Linked DNA regions of Homo sapiens: region 2 is linked to region 1. A link is a contact called in ENCODE Hi-C or POLR2A ChIA-PET data. All regions are on one chromosome and are shown on one strand. The core of a region is the stretch at or near the end of the contact, and the rest is flanking DNA. Distances in the headings are between cores, read along the strand shown. Region 1 holds the start of MAP4 (microtubule associated protein 4). Region 2 has its middle 54 kb from the start of MAP4.

Region 1 (7,620 bases), core at 768-3,267:
TGGAACTTCTGATTAATTTCAAATTAGATTCAATTTCTAATAACTTTCATCGTGTCATTTTAGAAATGTGTTTTTAGCCCCTTGTTTTGTTGGTTTTTATCATTTTGGCCTGTCTCCTCTGTAGTCTACTAGGAACAGAGAAGGTGTGCACATCACTTTGATGTGGTCCTCTCTTCTGGGACCCAGCAGTTTACAGGAGCTGGTATATACAACTAACTACAGTGGGGGGTCCCCAACCCTCGGTCTGTAGATTGGTACCAGTCCATGGCCAGTTAGGAACTGGGCTGCACGGCAGGAGGTGAGCAGCAGGTGAACAGCATTACATTAACTTTGCGATAAGTGTGCCTGAGTTCTGCCTTCTGTCAGATCAGCAGTGGTTTTAGATTATCATAGGAGCGCAAACCCTATTGTGAACTGCACATGCGATGGATCTAGGTTGCATGCTCCTGTGAGAATCTAATGACTGATGATCGGAGGTGGAAGAGTTTCATCCCGAAACCATCTCCTCCCTCTCACCCCTCCTGCTATCTGTGGAAAAATTGTTTTCCACGAAACCTGTCCCTGGTGCCAAAAGGTTTGGGGACCACTGAACTACAGTATAGATCAGACTCTACTGTTACAAGTACAGATGATGTATTAGTTCTGAATACTACTGGGAGAAAGATTCTAAAAAGCAGTCACAGAAAAGGTGGTAAGACAATTTATGTGGACCTTGATTTCAAGACTTTCACAAATGAGGAGGGAGAGAAGATAACTTCAAGTTTGGAGAGCAAATGAGCATAGGGTGTACAGTGATAATGTAAGATGGTAGATGGTCCCATGTGACTAAATTGTAGGGAGACCCTACATGGAAAGCTGCTGATGATTATGGTGGGTGATAGGACTGAGTCTTGTCAGTCAGCCTTGATATTACACGTAAGAGTTTGGATTTACAAAAAAAAAAAAAAAGAAAAAAGAAAAAGACATCTAGGCATTGGGGTCCCTTTAAAGATCAGGTGGAATGTTTTCCTGATGTTCAGGATTCTTCCTGCCTGCCTCCCTCCTTGCAGAAGAAAAGATAGGTAGGTATAAGTAGTAGGTAGGTAAAGGTATGTATAAGCAGGTATAATTCAAAAGGTATATGAAGTACAGCGAAGTCATTGTGTTAGATAAAAGCAGAAACTACAAAACTGTAAGGTTTTGCTTATTTTGTCACGCTCTGCTTCTGTTTTTGGTGTTCTGTGGCTCTTTTCGCCGATCCTTTGTCTCAGCCTCATTTGTAAGTGACTTGTTTTTTCCATTTCTCATTTTTTTTTCCATCTATTAAAGTGAGGGGATTGGATCCTAGATCAGTTCAACTGGTGTAAGCCTTTAGAGCCAGGCATGGTGGCTCATGCCTGTAATCCCAGCACTTTGGGAGGCCAAGATGGGTGGATCACTTGAGGCCAGGAGTTTGAGACCAGTCTGGCCAACATGATGAAACCTCGTCTCTACTGAAGATACAAAAATTAGCCAGGCATGGTGGTGTGCATGCCTGCAATCGCAGCTACTCAGGAGGCTGAGTTAGGAGAATCACTTGAACCCAGGAGGCGGAGGTTGTAGTGAGCTGAGATCATGCCACTGCATTCTCCAGCCTGGGCAACAGGCCAAGACCCTGTCTCAAAAAAAAAAAAAATGCCTTTAGAATGTGGTTAGAAATAATTTTTGGATTGGTATAGATTAACTCTGAATGTTTTCCTGTGTTAGAGGAAGGAAGTGGGATAAATGTAAAGTTTAAAAAAAATGCTCCTTTTTCAAAATTTTGAGGGGTTAGGTATTAAGAATCTTTTAAAGTTTTACTCATTTAAAAAATTTAGATAAAATGGAAGATTCATTCTTAAGGTTGGTGATATCAGAAATGTAAGTGCTGTGTCATTGTCATTTCTTATTTTGGCCTACATAACCGTAACCAGACTTCAGACATCATGCTGCCTGTATCACATGGCTAACAGTGGGAGGTATCTGGTGTGTTCTTCCTGGAGAAATAGATTGAAATTCATTTGGACAGAAATGTTGAAGGCAGGTGCCTGATCCAAAATGCATTTAGTCAGGACTGAACACAAGCTGCCTGGATAGTTCCTGTAAGTAAGCAAGGTAGCCTTTTAACTTTGTGATGCAAGGTTTTATGTATGTGAGTATGTGTGTGCAAGTGTATACAGTATTTTTATATCCAGAGAACAGGGCTCCCTTAAATGGGGGGTGGGGGGGACTCTGGTAACTACATGAAAGTAAAATATAACTTCTTTAAACCTATATCAGTGTGTTCTTTCATGTAGGAATGTAGCTGTGTGATGGCCTCAGCTATTCTAGTAATCAAGGGCTCTCTGCTGTTGCTAATCCTATGATGAACAGGACAAATGGTGGTTACGAACAGAACCCTGTCAAGCCTGGAAATTCCATCAGTTTGTAATAGCACAGCTGTTGTCCTTGAACTGTGTAGGGAGGAACCTAGGGGTGGACAGTTAATATATTCTTCAGGGGGGTTGTAGTTTATTGCTCAGGATAGTCAAGATCTTCCTCAGTTGTCTGTTGCTATCTGCAAGTCTGGTTTGGAGGAGAAGCAGGAGAAATTCAGATTTGTCTGAGGAATCATATGTGTCTGTGAACTGTGTAAGTTGGTAGTTGATTCCTGTAGACATCCTTGCTAAAGATTTATTTTTAAGTAAAATATCATTTTGCTTGAAAGTATAAATCAAGGTTTTGTGGTTAAATAAATTAAAAACAGCACAGCTGCCAGACAAAGTTCAGCTTGATGTATAACAGGCCTCTGAAAGAAGTTCAGTAAGAAACAAATCTGGGTAATAAAGTTAATTAGTAACTAAAAACCTGCTAGGCATACTAAAAAAAAATCTGATGTTGAATATTAAATTATTATGAAGCAGGCTATACCTGTATCCATCAAGATTATAAATGATCTCCCACACTGGCGACGTGGGGTTCCTTTCAAGCCTGAGGAATGAGCACTATATTTTGGCCACAGCATTCTCACTAATGTCCTAGGATAGCAGCTTAGTGTTGGCTTTAGAATTCTCTGTCATTTAAATGTCATGCAAAAACAAACGTATAAAAGAAAACATTAACCCAGATATCTTTATGGTTCCTTGTCTTGTCCATAACCGCCCCCGCCCCCACCCACCCAAAAAGGACAGGCTATCAGTTATAGAGAAAATATAAGTGAGCATTATAAGCAGTATCCTACCTTTAGTAATAATTATTTAAAGTTTATTAAATGGGTTGTTTGGAACTCAAAATGATTTGCCTCAAAGTAGCCTAGGTCACTGAGAAGAAAGTTTATTTCTTTCTGCTGAAACTGACAGGAGGCGATATTTTGAAAGATAGCAAGCTTGTCTTTGGCATGGTATTAACTCCCTTTCTTTTGCCTCCTAGGGCTCCTGGGCCTGTATACCCTTTCCCTACTTTGATACCATATCTATATCTGCTTTATTCCCTGAAAGTTCCCATGTTGCCATAATATTTTTCTTCCTTTTTCACACCAGAACCAAGAACTCAGACATCTTCAATAGAACCATCTCTGGGATGAACAATGGTCTTTCCAGGGATGTACATTTTCTTACCCACTTTTAAATTAAGAAATAGGATTCTATACTTTTAAAAAGAGAATGCTGGCTACTGCAAATGAATGTCGGTAGAAATTTGGCTAATGTGACACAGTAAAATGAAGGTTTCCTAACACAGTGGTTAGGAAAAGTGAGTATGATGGTGGGAATCAGGCTTCTGTTCTTGCTTTTTTTTTTTGAGTCAGGGTTTCACTCTGTTGCCCACGCCGGAGTGCAGTGGTGCAATAGTGGCTCACTGCAGCCTCAACCTCCTGGGCTCAATCAGTCCTCCCACCTCAGCCTCCTGAGTAGCAGGGACTACAGGCATGTGCCACCATGCCTGGCTAATTTTTACATGTTTTTGTAGAGATGGGGTTTTGCCATTTTGCCCAAGCTCTGTTCTAGCTTTTCATGAGTTTTTTCCCTGCATTTTAGCTCCCATAGTAGCACCTTTCAAGGGGTGAATAGAAGAGGACAGAGACAGCAACAGGCCATTGGTAAACCAGATTGCCAATTTCTCATCAGACAGAATGAGCACAGACCCCGAGTGAGTGGCTCTAGATGCGAATGACCTAAAATTTTCAGGAGGACTTCATGGAGCTTAAAAGGTTCTTCAGAACTTCTGTGTAATTAAGTTAGATATTAACACTGTTTAATCTGTATAGACCTGTAAAATATTTTTAGTACAGTAATTAATTCCAGAGTTTGTGAACTATCCAAAGTAAAGCATACAACAAAGTACTGTGGCCTCATCATATATCCTTATTTCCTGTTTATGAGCACCTAGCTCTTAATAGTGAGATTGTAGTCAAGAGAGTATTTTATCATCATGCCATGTAGTTGCCTCTTGCCTTAGTTTACCTATTTTAAAAAACCCGGCTCACTAATAGTTTCACTTCAGGCATGTCATCAGAATGAAAGATCAGATATACAAAGTGCTGTGCTTGAAAACTGTGTGTTCCCTTAGTGCCTGGTTAGATAATACAGGGCTTATTTTCTGGCAGAGTGGTGTTGAGTCTCCTTTGATGTTAGCCAGAACTGGGTGGAGTTTCTTAAGCTCCAGTCAGATTGGCTCAAGCAGGGCACCATGCAGTGGTGAATTTGTTTTCAGTCCCTCCCTTTGCCAAAAAGCTTTTTTTTTTTTTTTTAATAAACCTCAACCCAATTATAAATGAGAATACTTGATATATGAAATAATATGAAATGATAGTTGTTCATATTCACACTGAGGGTCTTAGGGGGTTTATTTATAGCTAACTGAAATGATGCAGCTGAATTACAAGTAGCTGATAGAATAATCAACCTCAGTAAACATTTAACATAACACTCTCATTTTACAGATTAGAGAACTCAGCCCTGAAAGGTGACTCATTCAAGGCCACAGTGAGTGTCAGATTAAACTGGTGCTTCAGTAAAGCATACAGACTTCTGTACCCAGCTTTCAAATTCTCTTGACTCTTACTCACAAATCTATTTAAAGTTAACTTTATTATCTGTATGGATAGAAGAGGAATAGTATAAATGGTCAATTGGTCAGTGAGAGGTTTTTTTTTTAGAGTAAATGCTTCTCATTCACAAGGGTTCATTTTTTGATCCTCCTGAACATCCAGATTTGAAAATAATAGTGTCATATCCTTTTATCCATAAAATATGTAACTAAGCATTTAAGGCATAACCGAATAGTAAGTAACTTCAAGTGATTCTGTGTGAGATGAAATTCATACATGAATTTATTAAAATTAATTTTGGAATACTTGAACCAGTTTAACATCTATAGAGCATTTAAAGAGTGTATTGTACTTATACATGTTTCAGAATAAAATAACTATAAAATTGGATAATCGCTTTAATTTATTGAAAACTGGGGATTTCTGGGAAAAAAAAAACAACAGTACTTTAACTTGAAAGATGACACTAGCATTACCTTTCTAGGATCATTTTCCATAAGGGGGTGTGTGTGTGTATTTTAAAATCATATTCTATTTATGTGGTGACAAGTAAAGAATAGCTTAACTGTTGATGAAATACAGATGCTAAGTGGCTAGCTAGATGTGCTCATAGCTTCATGACCTTCCCACTTTCCAATTGTATAATTTTCTATCAGTTTTACCCTCTTAGGCTGAATTTCAGCTACTGTTCATATTCCATGAACCACATGCAGCCCAGGAAGTCATCTGAGAGTGTGTGGCTGGGGGCGGGGTGGGGGTGCTGAGGGTTGGATAGGGGAAAGATTACAATGGATAAAAGCTGCCCTTTGATAATCTGCATTCTGATAAATGATATTTAAAATGTATTGGTGTTTTTGACTGTATTTTTACCCTGTGCCTTAAATGAGGAAAAGATTTGAGTAGATTGCATCTTATGTCATTATGTATTTCTGGGGAAAATTAAATTTTGGATTTTTATGGTATGTTGTTAAGGATGGCACAGATGTCCTTTTAAGTTCTCTTTGACCATGAAACTGATGCAGGATTTTTGCTCCTTAGCTCAACTAGGTCCAGGTTCTTATCTCAGGAGCGGAAGAATTAGGCACGTGGACATCAAAGAGTGAGTGGAGTAGAATCTATTAATCGAAAGGAAAGCTCTTAGCAAAAAGAGAGAACATGGTAGGTGGTTCTACTACCTGAAGACAGGAAAGTTCCGTAATATGGCTGAGCCTGGGGCTCTTTATTGGTTCAGAATGGGAGTGTGTGGTCATTGGTTTGTGAGTATGCAAAAAAGGTCAAAGCGAAGACACCACTCCAAGGTGGGCAGGACAGTGTAGAAAACCAATTAGGAAAGGGTAGGTACAGGTTAAATAGGTGAAGGATGGGGATCAATCATGCCAAACGGGAAGGCAGGTTCTTAATCCGATCTCAGGATTTACCCAGGACAGTTTCCGGATTAAAGTTCGGGTTTCACTGAGGACCCGCCCCTGTCTGCCTAGACATTTGTTTGCCTCTTGCCTCTATCAAAACTAGTTACAGACGTCCTTTTTAGTTTTTGGTTCATAACAGCTCCCAAAGGATAACTACTAATAATAGTTGTCAGAGATAGAATAGGGAAATGGCATAACCGAATAGTAAAAGCAACTGAATAGTTGCTTTTCATGGAACCCTTTGACATTATAATCTGTTAGGCTTTTAAAAGCTCTTTAATGAACTCATTTCTCAGCATTTTCCCTGTCATGATCTGGAGTTACAATAATACTTTATATGTAAAGTAGGCTGGACGAGCATAGAATAGGGCTTCCCACCCACATTCGTCTGTTGTAAATGGGTCACAGGTGTGCCACTACTACTATAGGAACTTTTTTTTTTTTTTTTGAGACGGAGTCTTGCTCTGTTACGTAGGCTGGAGTGCAGTGGCGTGATCTTGGCTCACTGCAGCCTCCACCTCCTGGGTTCAAGCAATTTTCCTGCCTCAGCCTCCTGAGTAGCTGGGATTACAGGTGCATACCATCTAAATAATAAAAATCAGTGCCCAGCTAGTTATTCTGTTTTTGTATTTTTAGTAGAGATAGGGTTTTACTGTGTTGGCCAGGCTGGTCTCAATCTCCTGGCTTCAAGTGATCCACCCGCCTTGGCCTCCCAAAGTGCTGGGAGATTACAGGCTGGGATTACCAAGTCCAGTTCCTACTATAGGAACCATTGAATTCCTATTTATGGTTCCTTCAGAAAAGCTGCTAAATCCTGAATTCGGCAGTGGTTATTCAAATAGTGGAATTTATAATTCCAGTAGTGTGAGATGGCATTTGCTGTGGACAACAGCTCTGTCATGCCACAGGAGCCCCTTTGGCAGCAAAGCTATCAGTTTTTGTCACGAGCCCCACACTACTTGTTTTAGTCAGGATTCTCTTAGAGGGACAGAACTAATAGGATATATCTCCAAAGGAGAGTTTATTAAGTATTGATTTACGTGATCACAAGGTCCCACAGTAGGCTGTCTGCAAGCTGAGAAGCAAGGAGAGCCAATCCGAGTCCCCAAAATGAAGAACTTGGAGTCCGATGTTCGAGGGCAGGAAGCATCCAGCACGGGAGAAAGATATAGGCTGGGAGGCTAGGCC
Region 2 (7,130 bases), core at 380-2,879, 56 kb before region 1:
CATGATTTATAATCTTTTGGGTATATGCCCAGTAATGGGATCGCTGGGTCAAATGGTATTTCTAGTTCTAGATCCTTGAGGAATCGCCACACTGTAGTCCACAATGGTTGAACTAGTTTTACAGTCCCACCAACAGTGTAAAAGAGTTCCTATTTCTCCACATCCTCTCCAGCTATTTTGTAGTTTTTAGTGTACAAGTCTTTTACTTTAAATTTATTCCTTAGTATTTTATTCCTTTTGATGCTATTGAAAATGGAATTATTTTCTTATTTCATTTTGTGTTGTTGATTGCTGGTATAGAGAAATAAAAGATTTTTATAGATCTGGTATTCTGTGGCCTTGCTGAACTTTTTTTTTCTTCTTTTTTTTTTTTGAAATGGAGTTTTGCTTTTATCACCCAAACTGGAGTGCAATGGAGCGATCTCGGCTCTCCGCAACCTCCGCCTCCTGGGTTCAAGCGATTCTCCTGCCTCAGCCTCCCAAGTAGCTGTGATTACAGGCATGTGCCACCATGCCTGGCTAATTTTGTATTTTTAGTAGAGTCGGGGTTTCTCCATCTTGGTCAGGCTGATCTCATACTCCCGACCTCAGGTGATCCCACCCGCCTCAGCTTCCCTAAGTGCTGGGATTACAGGTGTGAGCCACCGCACCCGGCTGAACTTGTTTACTAATGCTAATTTGTGTGTGTGTGTGTGTGTGTGTGTGTGTGTGTGTGTGTGTGTGTGTGTGTGTATTCCTTTGGATTTCCATATTGTTTTAAAATTATGATTATTTTTTGAGATGGAGCCTCTCTGTTGCCCAGGCTGGAGTGCAGTGGCACAATCTCTGCTCACTGTAACCTCTGCTTCCCAGGTTCAAATGATTCTCCTGCCTCAGCCTCCTGAGTAGGTGGGATTACGGGCATGTGCCACCATTTTTAGTAGACAGGGTTTCACCATGTTGGCCAGGCTCGTCTCCAACTCCTGACCTCAAGTGATCCACCAGCTTCAGCCTCCCAAAGTGCTGGGATTACAGGCGTGAGCCACTGCACTTGGCCTAAAATTAAATATATCTTGTCACTGGCCTGAGAGTCCCTTGAAGTCAGAGACCATACTTCATTTCTTGTTTCTCTTTCTCTACTGGCAAATGTATGTTCAATTGATGCTGCAGTCAGGTGCTACAGTAGTGGGACTTAGCGGAGCATAATGCCACTAATGACTTGGAAAATGGCACAGAAGGGAAGTGGGATATTGTAAAACTATTTTTACCTATTATAAAATGCTTCCTGAGGTCCAGGAAAGGCAATTCTCACGTTTGTCTCTGCTCTTCTATACCTTTTGCCCCTAATTATCCTTTGTTTCTGGAACTCAGAATACTAAGGATCATAAAGTTAGGCATTTAAGAATAGGAACATTAATTTGATTTTATATATTATTTCCCTAGGGAAATGTGTTCTGGCCTCATTAAAAAAATAGTTTTTTCATGAATTTATAATTTATTTTTTTGGGACAGAGTCTCACTCTGTTGCCCAGGCTGGAGTGCAGTGGCGCCTTCTTGGCTCACTGCAGCCTCTGCTTCCTGGGTTCAAGTGATTCTCCTGTCTCACCCTCCCAAGTAGCTGGGACTACAGGCACACGCTGCCACACCCAGGTAATTTTTGTAGAGACGCAGTTTTGCCATGTTGGCCAGGCTGGTCTTGTGAATGCCTGACCTCAAGTGATCCGCCCACCTCGGCCTCCCAAAGTGCTGGGATTACAGGCATGAGCCAGCGTGCCTGGCCAAATTTATTATTAGTAGTAGTAGTAGTATTTTTGAGATGGAGTTTCCATCCCAGGCTGGAGTGAAGTGACATGATCTTGGCTCACTGCAACTTCCGCCTCCTGGGTTCAAGTGATTCTCCTGCATCAGCCTCCCGAGTAGCTGGGATTATAGGCGCATGTCACCATGCCTGGCTAATGTTTATGTTTTTAGTAGCCAGGCTGGTCTCGAACTCCTGACCTCAAGCGATCCACCTGCCTGGGCCTCCCAAAATGCTAGGGTTACAGACGTGAGCCACTGCTCCTGGCCTCATTAATTTATTTATTTTTATTTTTTATTTTTTTGAGACCAAGTCTAACTCTGTTGCCTAGGCTGGAGTGAAGTGGCGCGATCTTGGCTCGCTGCAACCTCTGCCTCCTGGGTTCAAGCAATTCTCCTGCTTTAGCCTCCCGAGTATCTGGGACTACAGGTACGCACCACCACACCCTGCTAATGGGGTTTCACCACATTAGCCCAGCCAGTCTCGAGCTCCTGACCTCTAGTGATCTACCTGCCTTGGCCTCCCAAAGTGCTGGAGTTACAGGTGTGAGCGACTGCACCCGGCTACTTTTTTCATGAATTTAGAAGTATTTATCGTAATGATTGGCTATGTTCATTGTTAATTCTGTGTTCAGATTTTTTCTCTTTTCTTTTTTTCTTGAGATGGGTCTCAGTCCATTGCCCAGGCTCTGGAGTGTGGTTTGGCATCATGGCTCATTGCAGCCTTGACCTTCTGGTTTCAGGTGATCCTCCCAACTTCAGCCTTATGGGTATCTGGGACTGCAGGCGTGTGCCACCACACCTGGCTGATTTTTTTTGGTATTTTTTTTGTAGAGACAGGGTTTCACTATGTTGCCCAGGCTGGTCTCGAACTCCTGAGCTCGAGCGATCTGCCCATCTTGGCCTCCCAGAGTTCTGGGATTACAGCTGTGAGCCACCGTGCCTGGCCCTCAGATTTCTTCTTGAGTAAACTCAAGCTTACTTATTTTCCTTTCCCTCTTATTCACTAAGTTACAGAGACATGGGGGTAACAAACCATTTGCAGTTAAAGGGCAGTATCTGACCCATTTGTTTGTTATATTTTTGTCTGCCCTTTATTACGAGACATGGAGAAATGCTTTTTAAAAGCACACTGTACTTCAAAAAGGGGTAGTTCCTTTTTACTTCATTTTATTTATTTTTTTGAGACAAGGTCCCACTCTGTCACCCAGGCTGGAGTGCAGTGGTGTGATCACTGCTCCCTGTAGCCTTGACCTCCCAGGCTCCAGTGATCCTCCTGCCTTAGCCTACCAAGTTGATAGGACTACAGGCGCTCACCACCATATGGACCTGGACCTGGCTAAGTTTTTGCTTTTTTTTTTTTTTTTCCTGTAGAGACGAGATCTCACTATGTTGCCCAGGCTGGTCTCTTAACTCCTGGCCTCAAGTGATCCTCCTGTCTCTGCCTCCCAAAGTGCTGGGATTACAGGTGTGAGCCACCACACCTGGCCCACAGTTCCCTTTTAATAAGAAAATACTAAAAATTTTTTTAAAAGAATGTATTGGTGGGTCCACACTTCCAACCTGTTCTACAAAAACACAAAATAGGGCCAGGTACAGTGGTTTACACCTGGAATCCCAGCACTTCGGATACCAAGGATGGGAGGATTGCTTGAGGCCAGGAGTTCAAGACCAGCCTAAGCAGCATAGTGAGACCCCATTTGTACAAAAAGTAAAAAATTAAAAAAAACTCAGAACAGATAAAGAAGATGAAATTACCACAAAGAAAGCAAAAAAGGCCAAGAGTAAAATTAAAATTGAAGAAGATGGAGAAGAAGGAAAAGTAGTAGTGGTAGAAGAAGAGGTCTCTGTGAAGAAGAAGAAGGATAAAAAGAAACCGTGGTTGGGCATGGTGGCTCACACTTGTAATCCCAGCACTTTGGGAGGCTGAGGTGGGAGGATCACTTGAGGCCAGGAGTTCAAAACAAGCCTGGTTAAGTAGCACCTGAGGAGGGAGAAAAAAAAAGAAAAAAGAGACTATCCTGGCCAACATAGCAAGACCCCATCTCTGAAAAAAAAAAAGTTAAAAAAAATTATCTAGCCATGGTGGTGTCTGTAGTCCCAGCTACTCAGCAGGCTAAGGCAGGAGGCTTACTTGAGCCCAGGAGTTTGAGGTTACAGTGAGCTATGATCGTGCCACTACATTCTAGCCTGGGTAATGGAGTGAGACCCTGTCTCAGAAAAAAAATTTTTTTTCACTAATATTGCTAGTTTAATAGGTTAAAAAAAGGGATAATCTCACACTTTTAATCACATCTGATTTTCTTAAAACAATAACATCAGTATTGCATGGTCATATATCTGATAATTAAAGGTAAGTTTGGGTCACCGATAATGAGGTTCTCTGATATAGCCAGTTGCTTTAGTACTCAACCAATTTAGTATGTTCCATTTTAGCAAGTTCTCTTGGGCTGAGTATATTTTAAGAGTGTCAGTGGCTACCCAGACAGTTGTTCTTTATCAAGCTAAAATAAGATAACAATAATAGGGACAAAAAAATGTTTGAAAGATATTCTGAATAACTTTGTGTGCTCAGTATAGCTGAGACTTGCTGAGATGCTTCAGAGGCAAACCAGTCAGCCTATTTCATCAGCCAGAGGTGGGGTGCCTTTCAACAGTGTGTTGTCTAAAAGTCTAAGGTAGACTTGCCCAAATTAACAAACTTTGCAATTATCAGTGACAGGCAACTATAGTATGGCAGTAATAGCACTGGACTGAGTGTCAAAAGACCAAGGTTCAGGTTTCATCTGTACCACATAATAACTGTGAGGTCTGGGGCAGATCAGTCTATCTGTTTCCTTATTTATAAAATCAAGGTTGTGAGAATTAAGGGCTTCGTGACTGGGATGGGTGACCTTCAGAATGCTAGTAAGACACTGTCTAGTGATACAAATCAGAAAATAATTTTTGTGTATATGGAATTGGTGAAGCATTGATGTTTTCAATGGAAATTACATTCCCTGTAAGTTTCATTGGGTTATATAGATGGCAAATTGGCTGTGAAATATGAAACTCATGGACTTACTGGAACCACTTTGAGTCCCAGAATAATTCTGCCTTCTCCTAAGGTCATTTACTAAGTTGTAGCTGAGTCAGAATTTGAACTTTAATCTCTAGCATTCTTTCTACTGTGTTCAATTTAATACCACGGATATTTATATACCTTCTAGGTGCATACACTGTGGTAAGTGCTGTAGGTGATTTTTTAAAAAGTAAAATAGAAGAAACAATACACACTGACTTTAAAACACTGACTTTATTATTAAAAGTGTCATGATACACACTGTAAATGCTATACATATTGTGCATAGGTATGAATGACTAAGTGGATTTAAATGAATGTCTTAGGAGCCTGGCATGGTGAACTGTACCCATAGTCCCAGCTTCTTTGAGACGGACGCTCTGTTGCCCAGGCTGGAGTGCAGTGGTGCGATCTTGGCTCACTGCAACCTCCACTTCCTGGGTTCAAGCGATTCTCCTGCCTCTGCCTTCCGAGTAGCTGGGATTACAGGCGCCTGCCACCACACCTGGCTAATTTTTTGTATTTTTAGTAGAGATGGGATTTCACCGTGTTGGCCGGGCTGGTCTGGAACTCCTCGTGATCCGCCCGCCTTGGCCTCCCTAAGGGCTGGGATTACAGGCGTGAGCCACCACACCTGGCCAGTCCCAGCTTCTTGAGAAGCAGAGGCGGGAGAATCACTTGAGCCTTGGAGTTCAAGTACAACCTGGACAACATAGTGAGATCCTACCTCTAAAATATAAATAAATAAAATAAATGCCTTAAGGAGATCATGGTGCTTTGTTGAATTGACTCACAGCCAAGGATTCAGTTAATTTTCATTAGTTTTTAATTAGTAGAGCTGGATGTTTATTACTTAAATATTCCTTTTTTTTTTTTTTTTTTTGAGACAGAATCTTGCTCTGTTACCCAGGTTGGAGTGCAGTGGCACGATCTTGGCTCATTGCAGCCTCTGCCTCCTGGGCTCAAATGATCTTCCCACCTCAGCCTCCTGAGTAGCTGGGATTACAGGTGTGTGGCACCATGCCTGGCTAATTTTTGTATTTTTTGTATAGATGGGGTTTCACCATGTTGTCCAGGCTAGTCTTGAACTCCTGAGCTCAAGTGATCTGCCTACCTCAGCCTCCCAAAGTGCTGGGATTACAGGTATGAGCCATCACACCTGGTCCTTAAATATTATTTAAAATAGTTTTTAAAAAAATGCTTCTCTGGGCCAGTTGCAGTGGCTCACGCCTGTAATCCCAGCACTTTGGGAGGCCAAGGCAGGTGGATTGCTTGAGGCCAGGAGTTCAAAACCAGCCTTGCCAACAGGGCAAAACCCCATCTCTACTAAAAATACAGAAATCAGCCGGCCATGGTGGTGCATGCCTATAATCCCAGCTACTCGGGAGGCTAAGGCAGGAGAATCGCTTGAACCCAGGAAGCAGAGGTTGCAGTGAGCCGAGATTGTGCCACCGCACTCCAGCCTGGGTGGCAGAGTGAGACTCTGTCTGGGGATTTAAAAAAAAAAAAAAAAAAGGTTTCTCTTGTTAACTTTGAGACAGTAACGGGGAGGTGGTATTATTCAGGTAGTCAGAAGCATAAATGCCCAGACCGCCTCTATATTTTTAAACCTAAGAAAGTGAAACCCCTGTCTCTACAAAACATGTAAAAATTAGCTGTGCACTGTGGCTTGTGCCTGTAGTCCTAGCTACTCTGGGAGGCTCAGGTGGTAGAATTACATGAGCCCAGCAGATAGAGGCTGCAGTAAGCCATGATTGCACCACTGCAATCCAGCTTGGCGCAATCACGCCAAAAAAAATTTAAAAATATAAATGAAAATACAGGGGAACATAATATTCCAGACCTTTAGTATTGTGTTGAGGTTTTTTTTTCCCCTCTACTGTAAAATGAGAGTGTTCAGTTTTAAGAGGCACATTTTCGGAGCATGGATAGAGTCTTTCCAGGAGAAAACAGTCTGTCTGGTGATGGAGTAATTAAAATGATTTGAGACATTATTTAAGGAATTAGAGGCTGGGCGCGGTGGCTCACGCTTGTGATCTCAGCACTTTGGGAGGCTAAGGTGGGCGGATTACCAGGTCAGAAGATCGAGACCATCCTGGCTAGCATGGTGAAACCCCATCTCTACTGAAAATACAAAAAATTAGCCGGGCGTGGTGATGGGCGCTTGTGGTCCCAGCTGCTCAGGAGGCTGAGGCAGGAGAATGGTGTGAACCTGGGAGGCGGAGCTTGCAGTGAGCCGAGATCGTACCACTGCTCTCCAGCCTGGGCGACAGAGCGAGACTCCGTCTCAAAA

What was found. Hi-C counts contacts between places; a loop is a spot of excess contacts on that map. ChIA-PET counts read pairs that join two places held with the same protein, here RNA polymerase II (POLR2A). Pooled maps may share reads with other maps.
Region 2: a loop to region 1 is called in a map of gastrocnemius medialis, with 2.1 times the contacts of the local background. The contact joins the enhancer-like site here to the promoter of MAP4 in region 1. A Hi-C loop is called at or near these places in 37 of 168 maps with a recorded cell type or tissue (Calu3, IMR-90, K562 and 19 more), 5 of 37 single-sample maps with no recorded cell type and 27 of 50 pooled maps. POLR2A ChIA-PET finds 5 or more read pairs at or near these places in 19 of 52 experiments (A549, A673, AG04449 and 15 more).

What each region holds. Positions count from the first base shown.
Region 1 is chr3:48,010,813-48,018,432 of GRCh38, reverse strand. MAP4 (microtubule associated protein 4) reads left to right here and starts at 2,017. Exons shown (of 21, transcript NM_001385682.1): 1 at 2,017-2,099.
Region 2 is chr3:48,066,855-48,073,984 of GRCh38, reverse strand. It overlaps a transcript of MAP4 not described here. Among named protein-coding and RNA genes, the nearest start is that of MAP4, 54 kb to the right of the region's middle. Within about 2 kb of position 1,629, at least 4 of the 41 ENCODE cell types and tissues checked have a DNase peak (open chromatin) inside an H3K27ac peak, as active enhancers do; they include ascending aorta and heart right ventricle, where a contact is called at or near this core.